2 separate regions of the Homo sapiens genome follow, and region 2 is linked to region 1. Evidence: read pairs that join two places in POLR2A ChIA-PET (ENCODE). Cell type or tissue: A673. All regions are shown on one strand. Links, peaks and the distances in the headings refer to the core of each region. The heading gives the core; the rest is flanking DNA. Region 1 overlaps LINC01891 (long intergenic non-protein coding RNA 1891). Region 2 overlaps LOC101927896 (a long non-coding RNA gene).

Evidence for each region. ChIA-PET counts read pairs that join two places held together with the same protein. Peaks named below come from ENCODE experiments on the same cell type or tissue, not always from the same donor. Only the 100,000 strongest peaks of a DNase experiment are listed, where the experiment ranks them.
Region 2: POLR2A ChIA-PET joins it to region 1 with 9 read pairs; 2 of 35 experiments call an interaction of 5 or more read pairs at or near these places.

Annotation. Positions count from the first base shown.
Region 1 is chr2:234,435,552-234,448,977 of GRCh38, reverse strand. LINC01891 (long intergenic non-protein coding RNA 1891) reads left to right here. Exons shown (of 3, transcript NR_146988.1): 3 at 4,243-4,388. Among named protein-coding and RNA genes, the nearest start is that of LINC01891, 12 kb to the left of the region's middle. RefSeq lists an enhancer at 2,552-2,601. In A673, for the core only: no CTCF peak of the experiment used is centred there; no DNase peak of the experiment used is centred there.
Region 2 is chr2:234,784,119-234,800,787 of GRCh38, reverse strand. LOC101927896 (a long non-coding RNA gene) reads left to right here. Exons shown (of 9, transcript XR_002959457.2): 8 at 1,928-2,044; 9 at 6,986-7,610. Among named protein-coding and RNA genes, the nearest start is that of LINC01173, 110 kb to the right of the region's middle. In A673, for the core only: no CTCF peak of the experiment used is centred there; a DNase peak (open chromatin) is centred at 7,977.

The DNA.
Region 1 (13,426 bases), core at 6,736-9,235:
AAAAACACCCCTGAGACTTTCCTTTTCCCACCCCTTCTCTATTAATCCTCTTCAACAACATGAATTTCCACAGTGAGTTGAGGGTTTACCCCTACCTGCCTCAAAGGAATTTTGAAAAGATTAAAAAAAAAAAAAAAGAAAGAAAGGAAAACAGAGCTTTGGCTCAGCACTCAGGACCCATCCGAGGTGGTCGCAATTAAAAACAAAAGCAGCCACTGTGATTGGTCTCACTTGTACCGTAGTAACATGTGATCTATTTCAGCAGCAGCCATAGCGTTTGTTTTGGAGACTTCAGTCAGAAAATAAACGTAACGCATGTGTGAAAAGAAAGAAGTGTGTGGAACTCGGAGAAAGTCTTATCTTCTGAACACGAGTGCCCGAGGACAGAAGCCCCCATCTTTTAACAAAGAAAAGTCCATTGTTCATCATTTTGTGAAATGTGAAAACTAACATGATAAACAATGATTCATTTTAATGGACTGAAAAATAACTTGCATAGACACTGGAGGCCAAGAAAAGAAAAAAAAAAAAAGAAAGAAAAGAAAAAGCATTATCCTTTTATCCATTTAAAGAAAAAAAAGCAAAATACATCCTATTATCAGCTCTCAATAGATGAACAGGCACTAAGCAGAAGCTTCGGGAAGGCTGCTGTTTCAGAAAAACTTAACAGGTTTTTGAAAAGAAGAATTCCAACCCCCTGAACTCCCACCCTCTTGTGCACACAACTGGAAGAATGGCACACCCAGATCTGATGGTGATAACTTTTATTTGCAAAGAGATGGGTTAGGAACGGCCAGCGGTTGGGGGCAGATTGGAGATGGGAGGAGAGCTCATCAAAGGGCTTCAGTTAGTTGTAGGTAAACAGGCCTTGTCCCCTGACACTGTTCTTTTCCTTGCAACCCATCAAAAGATGTATCTGAATGGTGACTGGACCCAGGGGTGCTGGGGCGAGGGTGTCAGGAAGCCGCTTTCAGGAATCAGCCATCCTACTGCTCTTCCTGTAAGGATTTCTGTTGCTCTTTAAATCAGTAAGTGGAGACTAGGGCATTCTAATGTTGCAAACATTAAACAGTCAAGCTACCACTTAAATTTTCTGCTGCAAAAGAAATTTCAACCACTGACTAGTTAAGGGGAAGGATCTCCCCTACCCTATAATTCCCATGGCTAAAACGCTTGACATTTCTTATTTCAGACTGGAAGATTCTGTAGGCTGTCCGATTTAGGTAAATGGCGCTGTCTTTGGCTTTCGTTATGATGCTCAGAAGTGAGAGCTGCTGCAGTTTGACCCCCTCTCCCTGGCTGTGGGCTTTGCTGTGACACAAGGTAAAGTGAGGAGTCAGTGCTGCCCTGGGACCCAGCCCAAGCATATGGCTACACTGTGGCTTAGTGTCCGGGGGCTGCTTTAACAAATGACCGCAAACTGGGTGTCTTCAAACAACAGAAGCTCTTCTCCTGGAGTTCTGAAGGCCAGAAGTCCAAAATCAAGGTGTGGGCAGGCTAGGTTCCTTCCAAAAGCTCTGGGAGAATGTTCCGGCTCTCTCCTGGCTTCTGGCAGTGCCAGGATTCCTTGGCTGTCTTTGGTTCCTAGATGCTGCACTCCAGTCTCTGTCTCCGTGGTCACATGGTATCCTCTCCGTGCCTCCCTGCGGCTTCATGTGGTCTTCTTATAAGGACACCAGTCACTGGATTTAGGACCCACCCTAAATCCAGGAGGACTTCATCTATGAGAATGGCATACACAAAGAGCCTATTTCCAAATAAGTTCACATTCTGAGGTTCTGGGTGGACAGGTATTTGTTAGGACACTATTTAGCCTAGTCCATCCTCATTCTTCTACTCCAAGATGAAATTTTCCTAAACTTCTAATAGCTATTTTTATCACTGCAGATTTTATTACCTTGACAAAAAAAAAACAAAAAAAACTCCGCTAAACTTTTCACTGCTTTTGAAAAGCATTGCCTGTGGCTCAGGGAGAAAGCTAGAAGAACATGAAGCAAGCAGCTGCATGACACGTCCACGGGACAGGCCTGGGCATGGAGCGAGGGCTCCAGAGACAGGAGGGAAGGGAGAGCTGACCTCGCCTGCCTTCGGTGGAAGGAGGAGGTGGGAGGCACACAGGGAGTGCCCGGGAGCCAGGTAGGCCTGGACTTGGATCCTGGGGGGTGTGAGGAGACCGAGGCAACCAGAAGGCGTCTCAGAGACAAGACCAAGGGCAAACTACGTGGAAGCTCTCAAGGCCATGTGCCGCCAGGAGCGTCACCTTCCCAGGAGCGTCACTAGACTCTGCTCTGCAGGGCTTTGGTTTAGTGCAGGGGCAGAGGGCTGGGTGGAGACAGGAAGCTTCAGAGCCACTCCACACCCACAAGGCCAGCCTCACTTCCTCACTCCTGACCCGTAGCTTGAGGCTGCCGGATCATCAGCCCTTCTGGGCCAGCAGTGTGTCTTGCTCTGCCTTTGCAGCTGCGTAAAGAGCGTGAGAAGCCACAGTAAATGGTAACTTAAACAGAAAGAGGAAGTCCCGGAAGATGGGCATGCTCTTTAAAGGAACATGAAGGAAGAGCCCACATAACCCCTGACAAAGACTCTCTCCTTGACCAAACTTTAGTCAGACTCCTCCAAGCCCTCAACCTTGGTCCCTGTCCTTGCTGGGCCTGCAAAGCTCAGTTTCAACAGGGATCCTGCTGTCAGTTTATTGAGAACCCTTGATCCTCGATATCAGATCACCCTGGCCTACCTTCAACAAGAATCCTTGTTGAAACCTGGATCAGTTTAGCAAGAAGCCCGACCCTGAAATCATCTTCATCTGGTGAAACCCCTCAACCTGCTGTAAATATCCCCTTGTTCTTTTTTTTTCTTAATTTTAATTTTATAATTTTTTTGGTAAGGAGTCTCACTCTGTGACTAGGCTGGAGTGCAATGGTCCAATCTTGGCTCACTGCAACTTCCACTTCTTAGGTTCAAGTGATTCTTCTGCCTCAGCCTCCCTAGTAGCTGGGACTACTACAAGCACCTGCCACCACCCCTGGCTAATTTTGTATTTTTGGTAGAGACGGTGTTTTGCCATGTTGGCCAGGCTGGTCTTGAACTCCTGACCTCAAGTGATCCGCCCGCCTCAGCCTCCCAAAGTGCTGGGATTACAGGTTTCAGCCACCATGTCTGGTGCCTTGTTCTTGTATTGGGAGTTGAGCCTGATCTCTCTGCCCTGTTGTGACACTGTGGACACCAATTGCAATTGTCCTGAATAAAGTCTTACCATTTTAGAAAGTATCGACCGGGCGCGGTGGCTCATGCCTGTAATCCCAGCACTCTGGAAGGCCAAGGTGGGCGGATCACCTGAGGTCAGAAGTTCAAGACCAGCCTGGCCATGGTGAAACCCCATCTCTACTAAAAATACAAAAAATTAGCCGGGCGTGGTGGTGCGCACCTGTAATCTCAGCTACTTGGGAGGCTGAGGAGGCAGGAGAATTGCTTGAACCTGGGAGGTGGAGGTTGCAGTGAGCCAGGATCATGCCATTGCACTCCAGCCTGGGCAACAAGGGCAAAACTCCGTCTTGAAAAAATAAAAAATAAAAAATAAAAGTATCAGAATAATTTTTTGTTTTACACCCTCCCCAGCCCCACCCCCTGTCAGGGAACATTTAAGTACAGAACTTAGAACTCCATACTAGACAAGCCTTCTCTTCCGTATAGAGAACTTCTGTCCTTGGCCACACTCTGGTGAGGTCTGTAAGTCCTGCCCCCGTTCCCGGACCCGCAGCCTTCTGTGGAAAGCCCCCACTCGTAGGTCGCCACAGCAGAAGCAATGGAGGAAGGAAGCCTGGCTGGCTGGTTCAGCACGTGGTCGACTGAGGTCTCATTTCCTTTTCATTTTCTTTCCAGTGCTCCTTTCAAAATCATATCTCTCTCCTTTAGAACACAACTTCTTTTTTTAACCCTAAGTCTAACGTGGAAAGAATTTGTTTAGTTTGCAGTGGTGCTGTGGCATGAACCTTCTGTGGGGTGATTCACATACCCCGGGCTGCTGACTTGCATGGGGCAGGGACAGGGAATGTTAGCTGGGGGAGCTTGCTTGCATGTTTTCATCGTAATGAGATGTAATAAAAAGGCAATATATCAGAATGTAAACTCTCAATATCAGTCTTTAATTCAGCAGTTTTTTTCTATAATAAAGTATATCCATGTTTGTTAACAGGAGGAGGTGGAAAAACATAAAGCACGTGCAAGTAAATGTTTAAATTACAGGTGAAACCACCTAGAGAAGCACTGCCCTAACATGCTTAAGGATGCTTGAGAAAGCCCTGAGCCTACAAAAAGGCGTAAGACCGTGGCAAGAATGAAGGAGTCAAGCAATGTGAAAAGCTCCTGAAGCCCAAGGTTCTCTTCCCCAGTTTTGAGTCATCTTAATATAGAGGACTGGGCTTGAGGACATTCCGTGAAATCTTGACTTACTGTGTTCTGTGTCTCAAAGCTCAATGTGAAGCAGATCTTACTTGCACTTCTAAAAGGAGGCATGTTGATGCAATGGAAAAAGATCTGATGCAGTAAGACTCAGAGCCCTAAGATTCTCTCTGTCACTAACTGCCACTACAAGCTTTTGTGAGGATGGAAAGGTCTTTGCAGGGTGCCTGTACACAGAAAGTGTCTCTGATAGGAAAGAACATGTTGTTGGAGCTTACCATTCTAGTGCAGCTTCCCTAACAGCAGCACCAGTGGGACCATCTGTCCAGATGCCCGGCCCTGTCCTTCTGAACATCCTAGATTCTTTGCACCCTCCAATCAATGTCCCATGAGTTGCTTTCCTGCTAAAGTTAGCCCAAGATGATTTCCCTTGCTTGCAACCTAAGAGTCTTGCCTTGGTCAGTTGCTGTATTTGCTCCCTGTGGCTGCTGTAACAAATCACCATCAACTTGGCAGCTAAAAAGCAACAAAACTTTCTTCTCTCACAGTCTGGAGGCCAAATATCCAAAATCAGTTTCACTGGGCCAAAATTAAGGTGTGGGTTGGGCAGGGCTCCCTCCTGATGATCTAGGGGAGAATGCATCCCTTGCTTCCTTCAGGTCCCGGGGGCTGCTGCATCCCTTGGCTTGTGACAACATCACTCCAATCTCTGCCTGTGTGGTCACGTCACCTTCTCCTCTCCAGTATGTGTTGACTCTCCTTCTGTCACTCTTTTATAAGGCCCTCTGTGATTACATTTAGGGAGTACCAGGCTAACTCAGGATAATCTCCCCATCTCAAAATCCTTAACCTAATCACACCTGCAAAGACCCATTTTCCATATAAGGTAACATTTATGGGACACAGGAGTTAGTACCTGGTATCTCTGGAGGTCGTTATTCAGCCTACTATAGTTGTCAGTTATGGAGTTTGCTTTTACAGCCTATATTTGCTGTGTTTTTTGATGATGACGCTTACAAGGCTCACTGTCTCAATATGGTGGGACCTGCAGGTACTAATGGCTATGACATCTGGACAGGAGACAAACAACAACAAGAATAAGTTTGCAGGAACCTGGAGCCACTGGCATCTGCTTGTTCTTCCTCGCCTTTTGCTGCTTATGGGTTGTTGCCTTGGCAGAGCCATGGCTAGAGGTTTAGAGTAACTCGTACACTTTTGACAAGAAAAGGTTTTGACCCTCATAGGGGAAAAAACCACAGCTCTTGTGTAGTTATTCCCATAGCTAATTTGAATACAATACGTCAAGAAACATGGCCCAAAACCTTTCCTATCAAAAGCATTTAGGTTATTATTCTTAAATGGTTTTGATGATTGTATATTTTACCGTGGAATCGTAACTATGCATTATTTAGATACATATTTCTGCTAAATTCCATTCTCTCTCTCCCTTAAAACTGTGAATGCATTTGGTGTTTAAGAACACATGCGTGCTCCTTAACCACAGGGGCATACGCTCAAGCCGCCCCAACAAACGCTGCTATTATTGAAATGGGTGCTCCAGAGTTAGAAAGTAGTTTTTATTTCTTCTAGGTGTTATGCAGACTTATGGTAATCATACCTTGTACTGTTAACCTTTGTATGTAATAGTAGCATTTGTTCCTATCTATTGAAACACTACTATGTCTGTGTAACATGCATTAAATAAAAATGGAATGTTGGTAATTTTCAGCTCCTTTACTTCCTGCCAGCTCTCCCTTTAGAAAGCTAACTGGAAGATAAATATATTTTTTTCCAGTGAAATATAGAATTTGTTTTTCAAAGAATGAAACAAAAGTAGGAGTTTATCGTTTTGTTTGAATTCAAATAATCTCTTAAATCTATGGGAGTAAATAGCAAATTTGAGGGCAGGGGGAGAGGGGAAGATACCATACAAATAGCTAAATTTATACCGAAAGTTCAATGGAAACAAAAACAGCATAGACACATGACAGGGGACGCCATCAGTGGACACAAAATTGGAGCTTTAGATAAGGGATATTTTTATTACATGTACACTCAATATACATGAGTTCACATGTATATTAGGCAGCCTTCTCCATCACAGCAGAGACTGCAGGCCCAGGAAACCTGATGGATTCATTCATAGGTTCACTCATTTGGTGATTTAGCTGATACTGAATGAGCACTGGTACAGAGCAGATACTAAAGGTAACAGGGTGAGCAAATAGGGTCTGTGTCTTCACTGGGAGGCATCCTTGTGAAGGAAACAGATATTAAGACCTTTCAGGTTCTTCTAATTGTATCCTAAGAGCAAAGAGGTGTCTCGGAGGGTATTGAAAGTGGTGAAGTAGAAACTGTCATGATCATATTTACATCTGAAATGAACACTTGGTTGGAAACCGGTGCAAGCCTAGGTGGACATCAGTCCAGGAAAGAAATGATGGTTATTGGGATAGAGGTGGTGGCAGTGGAGAAAAAGGGATAGATTTGAGAGATTTTTCTAAGGTAAAGTTCAGAGATCCATGTGACGGTTTGGCTCTGATTTGGGCAACCTTGATTTGCTGAAACTGTCTATGGTTACCTGTCGCTACAATGTAACCATTTATTCGCCCGGGCACAGTGGCTCACGCCTATAATCCCAGGACTTTGGGAGGTCGAGGTGGGCAGATCACTTCAGGTCAGGAGTTTAAGACCAGCCTGGCCAACATGGTGAAACCCCCTCTCTACTAAACGATACAAAGAAATTAGCCGGGCGTGGTGGCGCATGCCTGTAATCCCAGCTACTCAGGAGGCTGAGGCAGGAGAATCACTTGAACCCGGGAGGGGGAGGTTGCAGTGAGCTGAGATGGTGCCACTGCACTCCAGCCTGGGTGACAGAGTGAGACTCCGTCTCAAAAAAACAAACAAACAACAACAAAAAAAACCATTTATTATTACTCTGCTATGGTCCAAATGTTTGTGTCCCCCCACAAAATTCATATGTTGAAACCTAATCAACAGTGAGATGTGTTTGGAAGTGAAGCCTTTGGAAGGTGATTAGGTCATGAGTGTAGAGCCCCCATGAAAAGAATTAGTGCCTTTAGAAAAGAGGCCAGAGAGAGACCTCTTGTTCCTTCTGCCATATGAGGTTACTATGAAAAGATGATTGTCTATGAACCAGGAGTGGCTCTCACCAGAAACAATATCAGCCAGTACCTTGATCTAGGTCTTCCCAGAGTCCAGAACTGGGAGAAATAAATGTCAGCTGGGCAAGGTGGCTTAACACCTGTCATCCCAGCACTTTAGGAGTCTGAGGTGAGAGGATCGCTTGAAACCAGGAGTTTGAGACCAGCCTGGGCAACACAGTGAGACTCCCGTCTCTACCAAAAACTAAAAAATTAGCTGGGCGTAGTGGCACGCACTTGCAGTCCCAGCTACTCAGGAGGCAGAGGTGGAAGGATCACTTGATTCTGGGAGGTTGAGGCTGCAGTGAGCTATAATCATGCCACTGCATGCCAGCCTGGACAACAGAGCAAGATGCTGAAAAGAAAAGAAAAGAAAGAGGAAGGAATGAAGGAAGGAAGGAAGGAGAAAGAAGAAAGAAAAGAAAGGAAGGAAGGGAGGGAGGAAGGAAGGAAGGAAGGGAGGGAGGAAGGAAGAAAGGAAGATGCCTGTTGCTCATGAGACACCCAGTTGAGGGCTTTTGTTATAGTAGCCTCCATGGACTATCATCCTCCTTTTTTTTTTTTTTTTTTTTTTTGAGACGGAGTCTCGCACTTGTTGCCCAGGCTGGAGTGCAGTGACGTGATCTCGGCTCACTGCAAGCTTCGCCTCCCAGGTTCACTCCATTCTCCTGCCCCAGCCTCCCGAGTAGCTGGGACTACAGGTGCCTGCCACCACGCCCAGCTAATTTTTTGTATTTTTAGTAGAGACGGGGTTCATCCTCCTTTTACTCTCCCAAGTGTCCAGTTTGGACAATAAACTCTGTGGTCACTCTGCCTCTGAGGCATAGGGAGAGGGTGGTGTCGAGGATAAATGTGGGCCTGTGACTTACACTCTGGAAAGACAGCAGTGCCATTGCTGAGATAGTATGCATGGGTGGATGCCATGATTCTACAGGTTGTCACGTCACAACCACTTTCGCTCAGAAATAAGCCGGGCAGTGCTGCAGGCTTAAGGGTGTTGGAATTTGTCTGGTTGGTCAACTAAGCAACGGGCTGCCCACCAGCATCAGTAAAGACAAGCACCATCTATAACCTTGGGCAGTCCTACCAGCCCTAGTGTGTCATGTGGTCACCCAGGCTCCCTGCCGACTATGGCCACCGTTCCCTGGCCACCTCCTCACATAGGAAACACATGTTGGTCTCATGAGAATTGTATCCCCAAGCACCATTTCCTCTTGGGCTCATGTGGCCTGCACACCCATCCCTCCTGTCCATGCTGATGGTGGGAAGACGCTAGCGAGGATAATCCCATAGCAAGAATCTGAGAGAGCCCAGGTGGGCACAGAGGGACAGTGACAGAGCCTCCGAAAAGGAGGAGAACAGGGGAAAGGGAATTATTTTTGCAGGCAAGGGAACAACAGCACAGATTTTGACCTACTCAATTACACTCCAGAGTGTGCACTTGCTTCCTGCCCAGCCACATTCTCCTGGTAGACACCTGATCCCCCTGTGACTTCGCTGCTGAAAACTTTTCTTTCAGATCCCCTTTGGCCATTGTCTGGGTGCTCCCAAGAGTCTTCCCTTCAATCCTACTGGGGGTCCCCAGCACCCTGGGCCAGGCCTCTCCCCATATTACCAAAAAGGGTTCAAACTGTTCCCATGAAGCCAACTCTTCATATGGATGGGATGGGATCCCTCGTTACTGAAGAATCACCAAGTCAAGTGAAGCATGAGCTGTTCCCCTTGACCTTGTCTTCTAATTGATCATCGGTTTTTCTTATCAGTTTGTGAGATCTCCTTGTACAATAGGCATATGAATATTTTTGTCTGACATGTGCTGAAAATATTTTTCCAATTTATCACTTTTCATTTGATTAGGTGTATGGTATCTTTCCCTAGGTTATATATATATATATATATATATGATAGATACAAATGACAAATACATGAATATAATTGCACATACACAGTGATTTCCTGTCAAGAGTAATATAGTCTCCCCATGTATAGTTTTCCTTGTCTCTAATTTTATTAAATTGTGTTTACATTTAGATCTTGGATTATTCAAAACATCGCACTATTTCTTCAATCACTCCCAAAGACAATTTATAAAAAACTTAACAGAATCTGATATTTCTAAAATAAATCACTCCAGACCAGTATCTTTTCTCTCCACCCCTCACCGAGACGGAGTTTTGCTCTTGTTGCCCAGGCTAGAGTACAATGGCACGATCTTGGCTCACCGCAACCTCCACCTCCCGGATTCAGGCGATTCTCCTGTCTCAGCCTCCTGAGCAGCTGGGACTACAGGCGCCCGCCACCCCACCCAGCTAATTTTTGCATTTTTAGTAGAGGCGGGGTTTCACCATTTTGGTCAAGCTGGTCTTGAACTCCTGACCTCAGGTGATCCACCCGCCTTGACCTCCCAAAGTGCTGGGATTACAGGCATGAGCCACCACGCCTGCCCTCCAGACCAGTATCTTATGTGAAAATATTTTATTGTATTCTAAGAAAACAAGATTGAGAGCAGAATTGAAATTCTACCCCGCCTGCCCCCGCCCCCCGCAGGCTGACTTCTCCAGCACAGCCCCTCACCTCCATTTCCTCTCCTACCAAAAACATTAGTCTTTCTTCTATCCCTAGACCAGCCCTGGGTGGAAAGACTTATTCGGATCTAAATTTTGAGCTTCCTGTTTCTTGCGGAGTTGATTTACGTTTCACTTTTCTGTTCTAAAAGCATTATCTATTCATTGTAGAAAACAAAAGTGTTATAAATAGTAAAGCCTCCACAAGCGGACATTGTTGGAGGTCTCAGCATCTGACTCTCGCCTCCATCTCCAGAGCCATGTCTTTCCCCGTAGCTGCTATCCAGGGATGGGCCCCCAGCCCGCCGAGAGCCAGGAGACCAACGGTAGCCTTACCTGTGGGGAGAGGCAGCCCACTATCCTTCCAGTCCCTGAAAGCTACTGAAGGGAACTCTGCTGCTCTGGCGGTGGGGGGTAGGCAGCCTTCAGCAGAGGAGGCAGGGCAGCACCCAAGGCCCTGGAGGGGGAACCCAGAGATGCCCTTCAGGACATGTTGTCCCAGACCTGAGTGTCTGATCTGCTAATGCTGTTATGCAGAAGGTTGGGATGAAACGCCCCACTTGCCCCACTCACTGGAGCCACATAAACCACCTGAGCTGGAGCGGGTGTCTTAGTCGGGCCTGCCAGGTGGCTGGAGGATGTGGGAGAGGAGGCCTGCTTCTCGTCCAATTCTCCTCTTCTTTGTCCAGAAATAGGCACACAATGAGGAAGGCGTCTGATTCCAGATGGCAATTGTCCCAGAAAAGCAGGTGCCCTGCACCAGTGTGGACATGCATGCGCATTAATCTAGCCATTTCCATTCAGGGTGCCCACGCCTTACTTCAGAAGGGGGCTCAGTTCATGAAAGGTGGAAGGAACCCAGGAGCGGGAGAAAAGAGTGCTGATGAAAATGGTCTTTGTTCTAAAGAAAATCCCCAAGGGAAGCATCGTTTGGTCGCTTGGTTTTGAATGGATGGAGCACAAAGCAAAGCCTCAGATGTGGTCAGTTGGGAAGGGAAGCACTCAAGCTGAGACAAGCCACTGCAAGAAAGCAAGTGGAGGGGCAGGTTTTCTTCTGCCCTCTCTTCTTCAACCCAAGAAGAGCTACCACATATTCACTGAGTACCACCCTGTGCAGGGAGCAAGGGCTGGGTGGTGGGAGCCTGCAGCCAAAGGACACGGGCATCCTAGGGACAGAGAAAACAGTGCCAACCAGGGATCCCTGTCTACAGCGTGGGAGATGAGGAGCAGAGCTGCTTATGGTCCTGAAAGAAATGGGTCTGAAGCAGAAGAAGAACACTTCTTAGGGTGGCCACTGCAGCCCGTTTGAGGGTCTTTCCCAGCCTGTGAATGCAGACAGATCAGGAGAATTTATAGGAACCAAATACGGGGGACACCACTCTCCCCTGCTCTCTCTTCCACCAAGAGAAGCAGTGCCATGGTGCCTGTGGTTATGCATGCTTGAAGGTCCTCACTTGGTCTGCTTCTTGCACTCTCTGCTGGTGGTGTTCCCTCGGGTACCATGAGCAGGGGCACCCACAGGGAGAAGAGGCCAGGGTGAGGCTCAGAGCCAAGGCTGATGCCTATGAAGGGAGGCAGCTGAGTTGGAGGCCACAGCGTGGATGGTCCCTGTCACTGGGGAGGGACAGCATGTGGAGCTTTCAGCTTCTCCCAGGGTGGGTGGTATCACTCAAGGAGGAACCAACAAACCCCACTCTTTCCCTTTCCCTCTCTCTTGACTTCCCTCCATCTTTCTTACCTTTCTTCCCCCCGCAAACCTTTATTGAGCACCTACTATATACCAGGGGTGATTCTAGGAGCCGGGGAAAAAGCAGTAAACAAAACAAATGCTTGTCTTTGTGGTACTTATACTCAGATGGAGGACAGGTCAAAGAAATACTTTGATGTTAGAGTTCAAGACAGTGCACTGCTTGACAAAGAAAGAAGCAAGTCAAGGAGAGAGAGGGCAGGTGGAACCCGCCACAAAGTGGCCTCTGTGTGGAGGGATGTGGAGCGACTGCACCGTCCCACTCGGTGTCCGTGTGGGGTCTGGGGCTCAGGACAGCCAGCACAGGGACTCCAGGGCTCCCCCATACACTGTGTGGTGCCTAAGGGTTCCAGTGGGGCAGCCCAAGTGTGTGCACTGACCTGGGCCAACATGCAGGGCCCTGTTATGCAAGGGAGAAGGAGCAGGGACTCGGGGGGAGCGGCGCCACAGGCATTCTGGTGTGGTTTCTCCAGACCCGCCTGCCTGGGAGGAACCTGATTCTGCAGCTCGTCACCCCTCAGCCCTCCCACAGCCCCTGCAGCAACTTCCAGGTCTCTGCTCTGCAACAGTGGTACCTCCCCTCAGCATCCCTCCCCACCAGTCTCCTGGAAGCTTCTCAGGCTTCTCCACCTTTGCTCCTCCATAAAAAAAAAAGTCCCACACCAAGCTCACTGGGGCCATGCTGGACTCCACCGGGCACCATGAACTGACCCAAAACTGGAGCACCAAGTCCTTCAGCGTTGGCATTGGGCAGGAAAACAGGAGACAGGCAGGTCACCAAACCACCAGAATGCAGAGTTTAAAAATAGCCTCTCGGCACTGCCCTACTTCTCCTGAAATGATTCCATTGGATCTGGTCACATTTTTATATTCTGGAAGCACTCGAGATGGATTTTCACAATACACATTAAAGCCATCTATGTGGTATTTAACCAAAGACAGGCAGATTCATAAGGAATCAAAAAGGATTTTAAGACCAAGGAGTGAAGCGTGGGGAGACCTGGAAAACCGTAGTTGGGCAAAGGAAATGGATTTTTGTACTCTGGGTGTGTGTCAGAGGGAGGGGTGGGGAGGCACTGTGTCAGGAAGTGGAAATGGCCCTGCTGGGGATAGAGATAACAGAGCTCTGAAATCTGGGAGGCGAATCCTCCAAAGGCTCAAGCCATTGATCTGCAGAGACCCTGCAAGGAATAGCAGGCCTCCCCCAGCCCATTCCAGGAAAACACCAACTCCACCAAAAACCAATGTAGGAAATCCACAGGGTTCAGCCTTCTGCCTGGCCAGCAGTGGCCACTCACCCCACTACCACCATCGGTTTCTCCTAGTCTTTGCCAGCAATCCTCTGGTTTGAATCCAATAGGGGAAGGAAAAGGAAAGAAAACACAAGCTTTTTTTTTTTTTTTTTTGAGACAGTCTCGCTCTGTCGCCCAGGCTGGAGTGCAGTGGCGTGATCTCGGCTTACTGCAAGCTCCACCTCCCGGGTTCACGCCATTCTCCTGCCTCAGCCTCCCAAGTAGCTGGGACTACAGGCACTCGCCACCATGCCCGGCTAA
Region 2 (16,669 bases), core at 6,787-9,286, 350 kb before region 1:
GAGGCAGCAACAAAAATAAAGTAAGGGAGGTGGATGGGAGGTGCTGGTGTGGGAGGCAGAATTTTAAAGTAGAGAGGCTGGGGAAGGGCTCCCGGGGGTCATGGGTGAGTAGATCTGGAGGAATTCCAGGTGGCCACAACCTGGGGGCATGGTCTTTGGTCCTGAGTGCATGACAGCCTACGCTTGACACAGAGGTGATGCCCTTTGTAGTCTTCATCTCCCACTCTATCCCAGCACCGGCACTTGCTCATTGGGGTCCATGATCCTACAACACTTGGAATACTTGGGCTGCTGCATCATTCTGTCCTGTTGCTGGTCCCTGCAGAAGGGGATAGTCCTGGCTTATTGGGCAGCCTTGGCAGGAAAGCTGTCCCTGTACCAGGCATGGGTTGAGCCTTTGGAATTGGTGGCCAATGTCCCAGTGCTGCTGCTAGTGAGGATTGTGAAGGTCCATGTATTGTCAAAAATGAACCTTCAATAACACTTATTGACACACACTTATTGGCCGTGTGTTTCAATAAAAAGGAAGAATGAAAGGCATATTCCAACCCATTGGGTCTGTTCCATGCTCTGAAAATGGCCTGACATTCATACCTGGTTTCTCTCTGGCCTATAATGGTCCCAGCTCCATCCTCCTTGCTCTGCTGTTATCTTCAGCAGCCCATATAATGCCACCCACCCACCTGGCTGCTGATTCCCCAGGACAGCAGGGCTTTTTGATTCCAGCTGCCCCACGCCGAGTGCTTCATAGAAGCTCCAAGAAACATACCAGCTGCCATGTAACAATGCCATGTAACACTTCTTTTCTCATCTTGCAGGCCAGAATTTAGTCATAAGGCCACATCTGATTTCAAGGGAGCCGTGGAAAGATAGTCTTTATGTGCACAGTGGAGAACCAGGGCCTTATCCCAAGGAAGAAGGGAGAGCAGGCATTGGGGGTGGGTAACCAGCCGTTATACCCTACACCTGGTGAGAACACTGACACCATTTGTCCTTTGGTGGAGAAATGAGGCACCCCTTTCCTGGGATAACACCTGGCCTTGTAGAGACCAGCATGGGTGGTCTTGGACCTAGACAGCCTCCCCAGTCTGATGACCCAGAGAGGCTGGTGGTGGACAATGCAGGACACATCAGATTTCTGGGGACGTAGAGATCTGCCCTCGTGCCTGGTGAAAGACCATTCTGGAAAGGCGACGTAGTGCACAGTGCTCTCCTGGTCTTTTTTTTTTTGTGAATTGTCCCCCCAAAAAGTTGGCCTTTATATTAGCTAAGATTAAATTTGGCTACCTATAACACAGAAACCCAAATAGAAGATGTCTGAAAGAAGAGAGAAATTTATTACTCTCTCATGTAAAGGAAGTTCAGAGGTAGGAAGTCCAGCCCTGGCACGGAGGCTCCCTGAGGTTTTAAGGGGTGCAGACACATTTCAACACTTTGCTCTGCTACCTCTGGGATGGAGGCTTCATCTTCTGGTTGAAAATGAAGGTTAGGCTGGGCGTGGTGACTCATGCCTGTAATCCCAGCACTTTGGGATGCTGACATGGGAGGATCGCTTGAGCCCAGGAGTTCAAGATCAGCCTGGACAATATGGCAAGATCCTGTCTCTACTAAAAACTTAGCTGAGCAGGGTGGCACTTGCCTGTAGTCCCGGGTACTTGGGAAGCTGATGGGGAAGGATCCCTTGAGCCCAGAAGGTGGAGGCTGCAGTAAGCTATGATCACACCATTGCGCTCCAGCCTGGGTGATAGAGCAAGACCCCATCTCTAATTAGAAAAAAATAGAAAGTGGTGGCTAGACTTTCAACACATCTATATTTTATGCTGCATGGTGGGACAAGGGGTAAGGGGAAGCAAAAGGCATGTTCCTGCTGTCTTTTAAGAATATTTTTGGAAGCTGCCATGTAACACCTCTGTTCTCATCTTGCTAGCCGTAATTTAGTTGTGAGGCCACATCTGACTTCAAGGGAGCCTTGGAAGGAGTCTTTATGTGCCCAGTGGAGAACCAGAGCCTTATCCCAAGGAAGAAGGGAGAGCAGGCATTGAGGGTAGGTAACTAGCAATTACGCCCCACACCTGGTGAGAACACCGACACCATCTGTCCTGACTCTGGGTCACAACTCAATGGATTGGGGGTGGACCCTGATCCAAGCCGGGCAAGCAGTTTCTCTCCCCCAAGAAACTTTAAACTGGGATTCAGAGGCATGAATCAGTCTCTGCAAGAAGCTCGAACTGTGGGTAGGTGGGCTTCAGAGAAGGGTATCGGCTTTCTTCCTGGGGAGATAGAGAAAGCTGGACTGCATAGAAGAATGAAAAAGGGGGCAAAAAAGAGGAAGGGAGGAGGGGATGAGAGAAGAAAGTGGTTGCAGGTGGGTTGTTAATGTGCTCAGCAGTTTTTTTTTTTTAAGTCTGACTCTTCTGCAGGGCTTCCCAGTAAGCACAAAGTGCACAGTGAGCTTTCTACGTGTTATGGGTTGAATGGGAGTGAGCAAAAAGATGTATCTATGTCCTACCCCCAGTACCTGTGAATGAAACCTTATTTAGAAAAAGCCTCTTTGCAAGTGTAATTAAGTTAAAGAGCTCAAGATGAGGTCATCTTGATGGGTCCTAAATCCAAGGACAGGTGTCCTTATACGGAGAAGGGAACACAGAGGGGAAGGCTGGGTGAGGATTAGAGTGATGCGGTGATTAATCCCATCTGCGTCCCTAGATGCAGCTCGTTGCTATGCAGCATCTTGTACAGACGGCTCACACATGTCCAAGTCTTCAGATAGTTGACCGAGGCCTTGCAAACAAAGGCAAACTCATACCTAGAATATACGTCGATTTCAGTCAAGACGAATCCCCTGTGCTGTCCAGAGTGTCAGGGTTTTATGTAATCACCTTGCCCCCAGGTGGCTGGTTGGACTGAAATTGTACCACATCCGGGCTCAGCATCGGTTTCTGTGGCTGGCAGACATGACATCTGGAAATAGCAGCAGCTAGATTGGCCTTAGTGAATTGAAGTTCCTTGCTGTCGAGCCATGCATAGTCTCCATTGCTGTCACGGTAGCTATTCCTTCCACAAACCCCTGGGGCCAGCACTGGGTGGATAATGACAGAGACTGACGTTTACTGCCTGAGTCCTTCTCTCTGCTTGTTGCTTTAGTCCCTCCCCTGCGGCAGGTGCTCTCTGGTGGGCATTAACTTGTGATATAAAGGTCTTCACTCTTTATGTCCACTTCCACAGGCCCATCCACACACCTCTCTCCCTGACTTCCTGTCTCCAGTCTTCCAGTCTTTCTACATGAATCTTCAGTCTCTCAACCTTGTACCTTCCAGGCCACTAACTATTCAGTTCAGCCATTTGCCACTGCCCATGAGTCAATGTATACTCTCAACTTGGGGTACATTTCTTTTCCACACAAAATGGATGACCAGGAAGGCGTTTATACCTTTAGGGTCTCCCCATCACTGTAGTTTTACTTTTAGGAATGTATCTCTTAGATCAGTATTGCCCAAGAAACTTGTTTCCCAAAATATTCTTTCAAAAATGGGGTTCGTGGTCAAAGATATTTGGAAAATTCTACACACTCTAGGTGTCCCTTGGAGAAATATGATTCATATTAGCATGTTCATGATTCTGAGAAGTCCTAACATAAAGATATTTTAAACCCATCGTCCCCAACTTTTATTCATAGAAATCTTTTTCTTTTATTAAGAGAGCAAACATATGTTGAAAATTACTAATTTTAATTAACCCCTAAACTCTGGATTTGAAAATGCATATACCCCTGGAGAGGTTACTGAACTACGTCTCACTTTTTTTTTTGTTTTGTTTTGAGATAGGGTCTCAATCTGTTGCCCAGACTAGAGTGCAGTGGCGAGATCTTGGCTCCCTGCAGCCTCGACTTCCTAGGCTCTGGTGATCCTCCCATCTCAGCCTGCCAAGTAGCTGGGACTACAGGCACGTACCACCACACCTGGCTAATTTTTTTTATTTTTTGTAGAGATGAGAGGTCTATGTTCCCCAAGCTGGTGTCAAACTCCTGGGCACAAACTATCCCCGGCCTTCGCCCCCCAAAGTGCTGGGATTACAGGCATGAGCCACCACACCCAGCCTACATCTCACATTTTTGTATAGATGAATGTATTTAATATTTTCTTTATGGATAGAGTGAGTTAATGCAACCTAAAAATTCTGGTTAGTGTAGTAGGAATTAGGAAGAGCAATTCAGATAGAGGAGGGAGACACATCCAAGATGACTTTTGCCCTGTTGACCATTTATCTTCTTTGGTCCTCTGCCAGTCACTCTGTTTATTAAAAGCAGGCTCCACTGACATTTGTGCAGTGGTGGCAAGTTGTAAAAAGACTTTTCTGAGCCTAAGATTAGTGGCGGAATTTATAGCAGTGCTAGAAATGGCAGCATAGAAAACAGAGCTGTAAATTACAGCCAGGGCTGTTAATAAGGAGGAAGATTCTTGCTGTCTAGGATTACCTTGGAGACTCATGGAGGCTGCAGCCTGGTGATCGTATGCAAAACCAGTGAGCTGGAGGGACCATTCGAGCGGGCACCTCCCAGGCCAGTGTCAACAGCGGCACAGTGCGGCTGGCATTCTGATTATGGGGCAAATCCGAGCCCTTGGTCTGTCTTTTGTTTTGAGCTGAGTCTCTTCAGTAGCAGCTGGCTTTAGAACCTTCACTGAAATTGCCGGTTATAAACACAAGCTTTTTGCATTGGTTATCATCTCCCCTTTAACATAGGGAGACTATTCTAGACCTGAGGTTTTGCAGGATAGTTTGCATTAATATTGATAATAGGTTAATAAATCTATGTCTGCAGACACAGGTAACCTTCACATATGGTGACTATATCTAGATTTTAGTTTTGTATTTAAAAAGAAGAGATATTTCGGAAAGCCTGTAGAGACAGAATCCCATGTCTTAGAAATGCACACTGTACAGCATGGATTGGAGTCTAGAAGTGCAGAGCAGAGAACTGTGCAAACAGTAAGTCAATGTGTAAACAGCAATCACCAAGGCATGGGGACTTATGGATTTAGCCCAAATTCCACTTAATACTGAGATCTATTTGTTTTTTTAATCCTTGTCTGGTCAGCAGCACAACACAATTTTAAAATACACGTTAACTCTTCTTTTGAAAGAAAAACCTCAGGCTGCTGTTGCCATGGGAAAGAGTGGGGAGTGCTTGGTCAAAAGACACAGGAAGTAACTGGGACTTCTGCATAGTTAAGAAACCCATCATCTTACTTGGAAATTATCTTCCCACTAAAACAAACATAAAAACAAACGAACAAACACACAGAACGGGCAGTCCATCTCAGTATTTCTGTTCCACCCCAGAGTTACGGGAGCAGGGAGAGTGGAGAGCTGCTTTGAAAGCTCACCTCCTGCTAAACCCTCATGAGAGAAGAACGAGTTTCCTTAGCTCCCATACTGCATGGATCTATGTAGCAGCCTTTAGGGACTGAGGAATCCAAAGCTGTAGGAATGTATGTGATGAAGACTTAGGGGCTATACTTAAATTGTGAACTTCACGCAGCTAAAAAAGAGAGTGAGAGAGAGAGAGCAACTGACTGAAGGCGTGAGAGCAGGCAAGGCAGGGTCACAGAAGAATATCATGACTTAAATACAACCAAGAGGGAGAGCTAGAAAAAGAAGCAGGGCAGGGGGATTTCTCATTTGGCCGGGCGCGGTGGTGCACGCCTGTAATCACAGCACTTTGGGAGGCTGAGGCAGGTGTATCACTTGAGCTCAGGTGTTTGAGACCAGCCTGGGCACCATAGTGAGACCCTGTCTCTACAAAAAATACAAAAATTAGCCAGGCATGGTAGTGCACCTGTAGTCTTAGCTACTCAGGAAGCTGAGGTGGTAGGATTGCTTGAGTCCCGGAGGTAGAGGTTGCAGTGAGCCAAGATTGCGATACTGCACTCCAGCCTGGGTGACAGAGGGAGACCCTGTCTCAAAAAAAAGAAAAAAAAAAGAGTATTATTTGTCACGGATATTGTCATAATTAAGGGAGATGTTTAATGTATACCCTTCATGCCACATCAATCCTTTCTGCTATCTTGGCAAAATTTTGTGTTAAAAGGACTCCTTTGGGGAGCATTAATCAATGAGGATATCTATCTTTTATTGAGCATTTACCAAGCGCCGTTGGGCTAAGCACATGGTGTCACGATGAATTCCCTTAGCAACCTTGAAAGTAGCCTCCATAACCTCTAGTTTAGTTGAGAAAATGAACACTTAGGAAAATCAATTGACCCACAGGGCTAGGTAGGGGCTAAGCTGGGATTTGAACCCAGGTCTTCAGAGAATGGTGAAGGATTCAAACCAGGTGGCCCTAATGGCAAGAAGCATCACGATTCAAGTTCCCTGAGAGGGCAGACTAGGAGGGAAATGTCCTTCCAGAGTGAAGCCTAAATGAGTCTTCCTTTCCCTGTTTGGGGTTTTCACCTGTTACACAAAGTATAGGAGCCCATGTAATTTTTCATAACAATTGGTGGTTTTGCTTTTAGAATTGTGTTGCTTCCAAAAACATCAGGCAGTCAACAGGGATGGTACAGTCTACTGGTTTCAGTCAGATGAGAACTATCGTTCTGCAACGATGCATTCTTAGTGAAATAATTGTGTATCAAACACAATGCCTGACTTTTAAAAGCTATAGGAGGTGAATTAACCCACAACCAATTTATATGACTCTCTTAATCTTCCAAAATGAAAATTTCAGTGCATAAATTCTAAAACACAGGACCTTGGTGTCAACTGTTTAAGGATCACCATTTGCCGACCGCTTTTTAAGACTAGTTTAATAGTAATTTCTGCCTATTTCTTTGAGTCATGACCCGTTAAATTGCCTGTGAATCTCTAGGATAAATTGTGTCCTTGGGTGACCAACTATTTAAATTGGTGATGACCACATTATGCTTGGAATATGTTTTTCCTTATCACTGATCCAGTTATTTTAAATTATAACTCTGTTTTTCAGTTTGTTTTCAACAAACTCATCAAATCTTCAGTCAACTCAAAGATACATGTATATTTGAAGTATTCAGGGAAGAGAACTAAAAAGATACTAATGAAACCGAGCTGTGTCATCAATCTCACCCTCTTTTAAGTTCCCAGAGACTGCAGTGCCCGGCCTTATGTTGGCACAATTTCATTGTGTTGTCACCCACGTTTATGCGGCTGTTTTCTCCAAGGCTGAGCCACTCCAGCTGAGAGCTGCGTCTGACTTGTGGCCTACCAGATGGTGGAGGCTCAATCAGTCTTTGCTGAGCAAATCAATGGATCCAACAAGTAGAACTGAATTATGGAGAAAGAAGAAAGAGGTGAAGCACGGACCGGGTAAGGCTCACCTGAATCAAATCAAAGGGTTTGGAAGACAAAGAAGATGAGTGGATGCATGCATAAGAATGAGGCAGTATCACAAGAGGCGCTGACTTTACAAGAGAATTATGATCTCCCCAGAGACAGACAATCTATCTAGAAAACTTTGCTCTCAGCTCCTGGGTAATTCTGGGTTAAATTAGCTCCATTAGCTCATAAAAACCACCATTAGCTCACCAAAACAAAAAGACATTAATAATAAAGAACTGTGTGTTTTTATAGCACTCTGCTTTTAGCAGCTTTCTCAGTGACATTATTTCATTTGAGCTTCTCAAAAAAAAAAAAAAAAGATTTTCTTCCCTTTTGGTGAGGAGGAGACTAAGGGGTTAAGTGGGAAACCCAAAGCCACCATTTAGTGGATCGGGGGTGCAGCTGGGACTAGAACACACAAGTCTAATATTGTTTTCACTGCTTGAGAAAATAGGACAACCCTAAGGGCCGGCCTGCCTACCCTGACTTGCATGAAAATTGCAAAGAAGCATTTTTATTGAAAAGCTCTACTGCTCTTTTTGGGAAAACCGCTTTCGAAGGGCTGTGTAAAAGGAAAATTGATGGCGGTAATTATGTTCCTTTCAATGTCCCCAGACATCTGCCGGGCTTGCCATTGTCCCGCACCCCGGGGCCTGCACTGCGGTGTCTGCGGGCTGCGCTCAGCCGGCGGGAGCGTCTGAGTCATTTTCCAGGCGGCTTGCTTTGCGTGTCAGCATCCTGTGGTTCCATATTTGTGGGCCAGAGTTTCCCCGCGAGACATGGAACACACGCTGAAGGAGGTCAGGAAGGACGCCTTGGACTGTCAGTTTTTAATTTCTGTTTTCATGTGCAACCTGATGTAGTTCCGCCCGGAAAAGCAACCCCTGTTTTCTTTCTATACCAGACACTACGAAAAAGAGATTTTGGTAGGCCATCTCATTTTAGTTTCTGATTTTTAAAATGAATGCTCCCCCTTTTTTAATCTCTAGTATTTCTTTTTTTTTTTTTTTTTTTTTTTTTTTTTGAGCCTGCATCTTGCTCTATGGTCTAGGCTGGAGTGCAATAGCACGATCTCAGCTCACTGCAACCTCCGCCTACTGGGTTCAGGTGATTCTGCTGCCTCAGCTCCTGAGTAGCTGGGATTACAGGCGCCCGCCACCACGCTTGGCTGGTTTTTGTATTTTGTTAAAGACAGGGTTTCACCATGTTGGCCAGGCTCATCTCGAACTCCTGGCCTCAGGTGATCTGTCTGCCTTGGCCTCCCAGAGAGCTGGGATTACAGGCGTGAGCCACTGTGCCCAGCGATCTCTGGTATTTCTTCTTCATAATCTAGCAGCTGAACCACGTGTGAATTTTCTTCCCTTTCTTCCGTCCTTTCCTGCTCATTTCAGGTTGTAACAGAGCAATTAAAACAAAGTAAAACTGTAACATGTGAACGTGGTAAAATACTAAGATGTCCAGGAGGGTATTTGGGAAAAGCAGGGTGGTTCTAAGTTGTGCAGGTCCAGAAGTTTATACCATGCAAGGCCTTCTCTTTAACAACACAGCAAATGTCTTTGGCAAATCTGACAAAAACAGATGTTTGTATGAGCACATGGCCTGAACGCCAATCCTCCAACCCAGGGCCTCAAAAGGGGCTGTGCTGTGAGGGGCCTCTAAGCTTAAGTCCTCACAGGAAATCCATACCTGGGGAACAGAAGACCCTCCCACTTGCCCCCTGTTTCCTAGTTTCTCTCCCAACAATCACTGTAGCTCTTCTCCAATGCAGCCCTCCAGAGAAAGTGTATGCATGCACAAAGTAAATTTCACCAGTTTCCAGTGTGGCCGAGGGGTCTTTCACTGCAGGGGCTGTTTCCCGAAGCCTCAGGTCATGGTGGCAGGTCACCTAAACACGCGCCTTTGAGGAACCTGTGAGTCCTGGCAATGTGACCCCGAAGAGAACGCATCGTGCAGGAATCTTGAGTGCACTGGGTGCCCGGGAGGCAGGATGCTGGCCAGGTGTCAGCGTTCTCACACAGGAGACCAGCAGCAAGCACAGAGAGAGGGGCCAGATGCCTGCAGGAGGACCCCTGGAATGGAAGCGTCATGCTGGGCACACACGAAACCTCCCGGGGGCTCCAGAAATGAGTGGAGGAAGTTTGGAGGAGGGTTTCAGATCCTAGGCCAGAGGGCTGCCATGAGAGGGGAGGCTCTTGTCACCATGGCGCCATGGGTTGACTTGTTAGAATTTCTGCCACCAGGCTGGCGAGGTCTTGGGGATTCAGGTTATGGCATCAACCAGACCCTCTATGCTCTGTGACAGTAAGACGAACAATCAGAATAAGGCTACTTCTTATCAGCTGAGAGCAGACATCTGAAAATCATACACAAACTCCCTTCTCGGGGCAATCTTGGAAAAAAGGGCCAGCCATTGGCATGAAGAAAAAGATTCTGCAAGGTTGGAGCTCGGCTTCTCGGAATCACATCCCCCCATGTGGGGTCAGGCCAGATGGGGAGAGAGACGGGGTGCCTCTCATGCAGTGTCTGACCTTGTTGGAAACTTGGACTCCTCTCTAGCCCAACTGCTATAGGATTACCCCACCCTAGGATTACGTTAATATTCTATACTCTCTTCTTTGTTATGGGATATTATCTGAATAAACAGAAGGATCAGAAGGGAGACGATCTTCAAAGGAAGCAGGCAGGCCGCGTGCCTCCCTCTGCAGACCACTCGGATGAGTAATTAGCATTTTGAGTCTCTGGTGGATCTTTCCTTCTTACTACAGTCCAACTTTATGTCCTGTTTCTTCATTTAATCTTCTTCACACCTCAGTAGGCTTATTCTCAGTCACATTAAGGCCAGGGCAGAATAGAATATGAAGCTGTGCCTTGAGTTAATTGAAACACAGACACTGGATGGATTAGGGAATGGCTGCAGTGGGTTGGGGAACCCACAGGAGAGTTAAAAAGCGAATCAGCACGCGGATGAGCTACTCAAAGGATGTATTATTTTACAAATATGCAAAAGGACGTGCGGATTTCCTTTTATTTCGTCTTTTCTCCCCTTCCTCCTTCCTCCCTCTCCTCACCTTCCAGCCTCCTCCTCTCATTTCTTTCTCCTTGGCCTGGTGGCAATGGCACCCACACCCCGGTGCCTGTACCCTGGTCTCCACACCCCGGCACCCGCAGCCTGCCACACTCTTTCATGACTGGCTCTGATGTTCTATGCTGGGGGAAGATGAGAGGGAGGACAAGGGCTTCCCCAGGACCTCTCCTATCACCCTCAGTGCCCTGCACTCTGGAGAACACAGAGTGTTGGCCATGTGTTGGTGGACACTCTTCAAGCCTGGGCACCTGAGCAATGCTGGCTTACTGTCATGAGCTTTGAGCAGGGACGCTGTGCTTTGAAGCATGTCACCCACAAAATCCAGTAATCTGGCCACTGCTAGAGGTTCACTTAAGACGCTGAAATGACAACAGGCTGGGTGAACTGCAAAGCACAGGTGTCTGCATTGCTCACCTGCCTGCATGCTGCACCTGCCTTTCTGGGCATCCCTGATGGGGGTGACTCCAGTAGAGACCCGCACGTTCCCACGTCACTCACACACAGAATGGCTGCTTCCATGGCTGTCAGAATGGATAGCTGAGCTTCTGTGATAGCTAATGAGGCACTTTATAAGCAACAAGGATCAATTGGAAAGCTGACTTGCCCATAGAAGAGCACTATCATGAAATAATTAGTTTACACAAAAATGTCTGTGGGCAGGAGAGAATGTGACAGGGCTGACAGCTTGAATCAGGTCACTTAAAAAGACAAAAGCTGGGGGTTTGGGAATCATGGAACCCCCCTCCCATCTGACTCCAGCTGGCCCTGAGACCACATCGGGAGCAGGACAAATATACTATGAGATTTTTAAAAGTCTGTGAGACGTGAGCCTAAGGAGTAATACATGGAGCTAGGTCATGTCTGCCGCAGGAGTCCTGAGCGTGGCCCGATTACTGGACCATAACTTATCCTAGGGAAGGGGTCTGGGATATCAGAGTAGATTGTTGGGGTCCTGCCCAGAGCAGCTGGGGGCAGATGGAGTCCAGAGGGTGACTGTCTTTGCAGTCCAAAGGGGGAGCCCCATCAGACCCTGGGTATGACCTCAAACATGGGGTTCAGATGGCACAGAAGGACAGGGGTCTTGGGGAGTGGCGACCAGGGCAGGCAGGGGAGGGGTGTAGAAGGTGAACTAAGGCAAAAAAGGGTCCAGAGAGTGAGCTGTGAGCAAAGCAAGGGTTCTGGAACTTCTCTTACAAAGTGCTGGCCAAGTCCCAGGACTGGTTGGCTGGTCAGGATTCACTGGAATGGAGCTTTAATGGGATTGGAAACACAAATCCCTGCAGGGAAGTGGTGGGAAGCTAAGAGAACCAACAGGTACATGTGAGGACAGATGGCAGGCACCGGCCGCAGCCTCAGCATCAGGGAGGCAGTAGGGATGGGCAGTGGGTGTAATGAATGGTGGGGGTAGGGTGGGGGTGGGCACCCAGGCTACTCAGCTCTCGCCCATTGTTGCCTGGTGGGGTTGTGGGTTCGATATTGCCAGATCTTCCAACCCAGATTTCCAAGTTAAGCAGAATAATGTTTAAATGTTGAAACTAATGCAGATGTCATTTTCATTTAAAAAAAATTGTTGCAATATAATGTACCTGCAGAAGAGTACTCCTATGATGATGGTACTGCTCAATGAATTTTTACCGATTGAATAATTTCATGCTGTCAAGACTGAGATCAAGAAATTAAACATTTCCAGCCACCGGAAAGCCTTCCTCAGGATCGAATCTAGTCACTCCTGTATCCCTGCCAAGTATAATCACCATCCTAGCTGCTAACAGCACAAATTAGTTTTGCCTGTTTTTGAGCTTTCTGTAAATGGAATCATAACGTTGGCAGTCATCTGTCTGTCTCCTCTCATTTATCATCATGTTTGAGAAATTCATCCATATTGTTGCATGTAGTTTTGTGTTCAAATTTTAAAAATAATCTTACAGGAGTCGAGATGGGGTGAGCAGAGGGATAAAAAGGCTTCCTGCAGTGTGCAAATGGGAGCGTTCAGACATCATAGAACGGCGAAAAGAGCATTTGGCCCCCGTAGAGACTCAGGAATGTCAGAGTCTCATGCCTGTGACACTTTCCCAAAACTTAAGGGTTGACATTATCGAGGACAAAGAAGCCATGGGCCCTGAGTTGTAACTTCCGCAAATCAGACAAGAGGTGTGATGAGTCTCTTGCCATATGAGGCAGCAATAACAATAATAGTAGTAGTCATATCAATAGCTAACATTTGTATGGTACTTACCACGACAGGTCCTGCCGTGTTTTATATATATTATTTAATCCTCATAACTGTATCAGTAACCTGGTTTTACAAATGAGGAAGCTGAGATGCAAAGGGCTTAAGTAACTCCATCTTAAGTAACTTGCCAAAGGTTACAGAGCTAGTAAAATGCAGACCCATACAGTTTTGAGCTCTGAACCAGTTTGCAATGAAAACAGTAAGTCCACGTAGAGACCTGCTCTTCAGGCTGGGCCAGCAGGAGAAGGTGAGCCTCCTGGGAGCCCAGCTTCATTTCTTGTGGGTAGAAGCTTCATTGGATTATCAGAAAAATTCAGTAAGACCTAGGAAAATAAGACCTAGGAAAATGTGTTCTTTGGGTGTGCAGCAGAGGGTGTGCTGATGATCTTATTGAAAAACCCAACACCTGCATGGGTGACACGTCACTGGCTGGTGGCCCCTGCTTTGGTAAAGGATCCCTGGCTTTGTGCACAGAGCTTACAGAGGGTTGCAGGGGCTCAGAGGCAGAGGCCACAGTGTGCCGTATGATGGTTGAAGGGCAATGCAAAGTAGGCTTCACCTTTGAATGGGCTTCATCCATCCCAGAAAACAAGCACTTGGGGGTTTACAAACCCCAGCCACGGGCTGTGGCCTTCTGGTCTAAAATCTCCCCAGACATCTTCATCTGCCCACTTGCTGTGGACTGAATGTTTGTGTCCCACTTCCCGCTCCCGCATGGATATGTAGAAACCTAACCACAGTGTGTGGGTATTGGCAGGTGGGGCCTTTGGGAGGTGATTAGGTCATAAGGGTGGAGGCCCCGTGAATGGGATTAGTGCCCTTATAAAAGAGCCCCAGGCCGGGTACGGTGGCTCATGCCTATAATCCCAGCACTTTGGGAGGCTGGGGAAGGCAGATTGCCTGAGCTCAGAAGTTGGAGACCAGCCTGGACAACATGGTGAAACTACACCTCTACTAAAATACAAAAAATTAGCCAGGTGTGGTAGCATGCACCTGTAGTCCCAGCTACTTGGGAGGCTGAGGTAGGAGAATCGCTTGAACCCAGGAGACAGAGATTGCAGTGAGCCGAGATTGAGTCACTGCACTCCAGCCTGGGTGACAGAGCAAGACTCCATCTCAAAAAAATAGATAAATAAAATAAATAAAAAATAAAAGAGGCCCAGTGGAGACCCCTTGCCCCTTCCACTACGTGAGGACACAGTGAGAAGTTGCCATCCATGAGCAGGAATGGGCCCTCAGCAGACACCGAATCTGCCAGCACCTTGATCTTGGAATCCTAGCCTCCAGAGCTGTGAGAAATACATTTCTGTTGTTTGTAAGCTGCACAGTCTATGGTATTTAGTTACAGCAGCCCGAACTAAGACACCACCCTAATGCTCCACTGCTTACACTTCCCTTCCTTGGTTCTTTCCTCCTTGTTGAGCTTCCTGCTTCAGCTCCTCCTCCTCCCCCCACGTCCCTTCCCTGCACAATACCTTAGGACGGGCGTCTTCGGCTCCCCTTTGGTCTCATTGCTTGGACATGACACCACCAGTTGCTCTATGAAGACACCTCTGCTTCCAGCCCTAGCCAAGGCTTCTTGCCCTTTAACTTTGACTCCAAGCTGGACCTTTTCTCTTTGTCACCCTGGACATCCTTTCACTACGTGGTGGGTAGCATCTGTCTTTGCTTCCTCAGTTTTCCTTACTTGTGTCTGCTGCAGAACATCCTCAAGAAATTTACTCCAAAAAGGTGCACTGGAGGAAATGTCTTTCTTTGGCTCAGCCTTGCAGAAGCAGAAAGTTGGAATGCAACTGATGCAAAGAAGCACTTTTCACTCTGGGAAAAGTAGAGGGCAGACCACTCTGAGCCTCCCTCCTGTCGTCAATAAGCTCTTATCAGAAGCCAACATTGTAAGGATTAAAACTATGACACCTGTGAGATGGCTTGGGGCCTCAGGGGCAGTGGGTGCCACGTGGGCCAAGAGCAGAGTGTAGGGGAAATGCAATGGGGGGTGGGGGAGAGGGAGAGGGGCACATGCAGAGAGTGACTGTAAGGAATCAAGAAGAGAGGAATTTCCTGAGGAAACAGGTGGTCAGTATTGAGGATGATTGTCGGCATCATTGCTGTGCTTTCCTGGGCTGCTTGCTTTTCTGGGGAGGGAGGAGAGTGTTGGTCCAACCTAGTTCACCTGTGACTCTTGCACGCATGAGACGCTCTTACTAGCCTTTGTCACTTTCTCTTTGTTGATATATGAAACAGGGTGCCGATCTCCTCCATCCAGGAATACTTTGGCTTCAGTTTCCCCTGGCTGACAGGTAAGAGGTACAGACATTTGATCTTATTTCATCACAGGGAAGCAGCCTCCTCTTCTCATCCCTAGGTCTCCCAGCATCTGTCCCAGCCCTGCTCTTAACGCTGCCTGAGTTGCCCAGGGCTGCCATAATAAACTACCACAAATTGGGTGGCTTTTAATGACAGAAATATGTCTTCTTAGGGTTCCAGAGGCTGGAAGCCCAAAATTGTCCCGTAGGCAGGGCTGTGCTTTCTCGGAGGGCTGTGCTATCTCGGCAGGGCTGTGCTTTCTCGGAGGGCCTTGGGAGAGTGCTTCTGCTGTTGCCGGCATCCCCGACACCCTTGGTTTGTAGATGCAGTAAACCGGCCTTTGCCTCTGCCATCATGAGGCCTTCTCCTCCTTGGGTCTCTGTGTCTTCACAGGGCCTTATAGAAACACCTGTCATCTTGGATTAAGGCCCACCCTAATTGAATATGATCTCATCTTAATATATCTGCAAAGGCCCTGTTTCCAAATAAGCTCACGTTCACAGGTACTGGGGTTTGAGACGTCAATACATCTGTATAGGAGAAACATTTGGCCCCCACAGCCACTTCTCTTGTGCAAGTGCATGATGTGTCCCTGCTCCTGCCTGCAGCCAACCCCTCGCTCCAGTGCATCCCTCAGTCTTCGCTTTTCGGGAAATTCCTTCCTGCCATTATCCCTGTCTATTGGATTATTCTCATCAAAATGAAAACATGCTATATTGCCTATCTTAAAAAGAAGATATAAAACATATTTATTTTTATGTATTTTATTTTTATGGAGACAGCGTCTTGCTCTGTTGCCCAGGCTGGAGTACAGGGGTGCATCTTGGCTCACTGCAAACTCCACCTCCTGGTTAAAGCAATTCTCCTGCCTCAGCCTCCTGAGTAGCTGGGATTACATGTGCATGCCACCACGTCCAGCTAATTTTTGTATTTTTGTAGAGATGGGGTTTCACCACATTGGCCAGGCTGGTCTCAAACTCCTGACCTCAGGTGATCTGCCAGCCTCGGCCTCCCAAAGTGCTGGGATGATAGGCGTGAGCCACCGAGCCCGGCCAGAAGATATAAAACTTGTAAATCTTACATTCCTCCCTCAGGTTCTGCCCCACTTCTCTGCTCCTTTTTATTCTCTAACTCCTCAAAAATGTTGTCTCTTTTCTTACTTTGCATTCTCCCCTTGATCCACACAAGCTCACCACTTCACTGAAACCATCTTGGAAAGGTGTAAGTGTTTCGTAGAAAACAGAAGACTACATGTTTCAGCTTGCCTGTCACAATCTTGGCTTGTGGTCTGTGGCTCTGGTTTAATTAATTGTGATTCCTTTGTCTCTCAAAATGATCCCAGTTTGTATAATGACTTTTATAACTACCCCACTGTTGACTCCCACATTGCCAAACAAAATGGCCATTTTTAGCTCTCATCTTACTCCACCTCTCACCAGAATGTGACCCGACTCATTACCTCCTCCCCCTCCTTGAAATATTCTTCTCACTTGCCTGTTTAACACCATGTCTCTGCATCTGCTGCTATGTATCAAAGGATGTGGTTGCTATGGTGATTAGATGGTGAAATTGGGAAAGGATTGTAGTGTTCATAATCTACCTCAGTCAGAATTCTTGGTTAGAAGCAAATAAATGGACTCTGGCTATTTTTAACAAAAATAACAATTCTTAGGAGGCTATAGGTATTTATG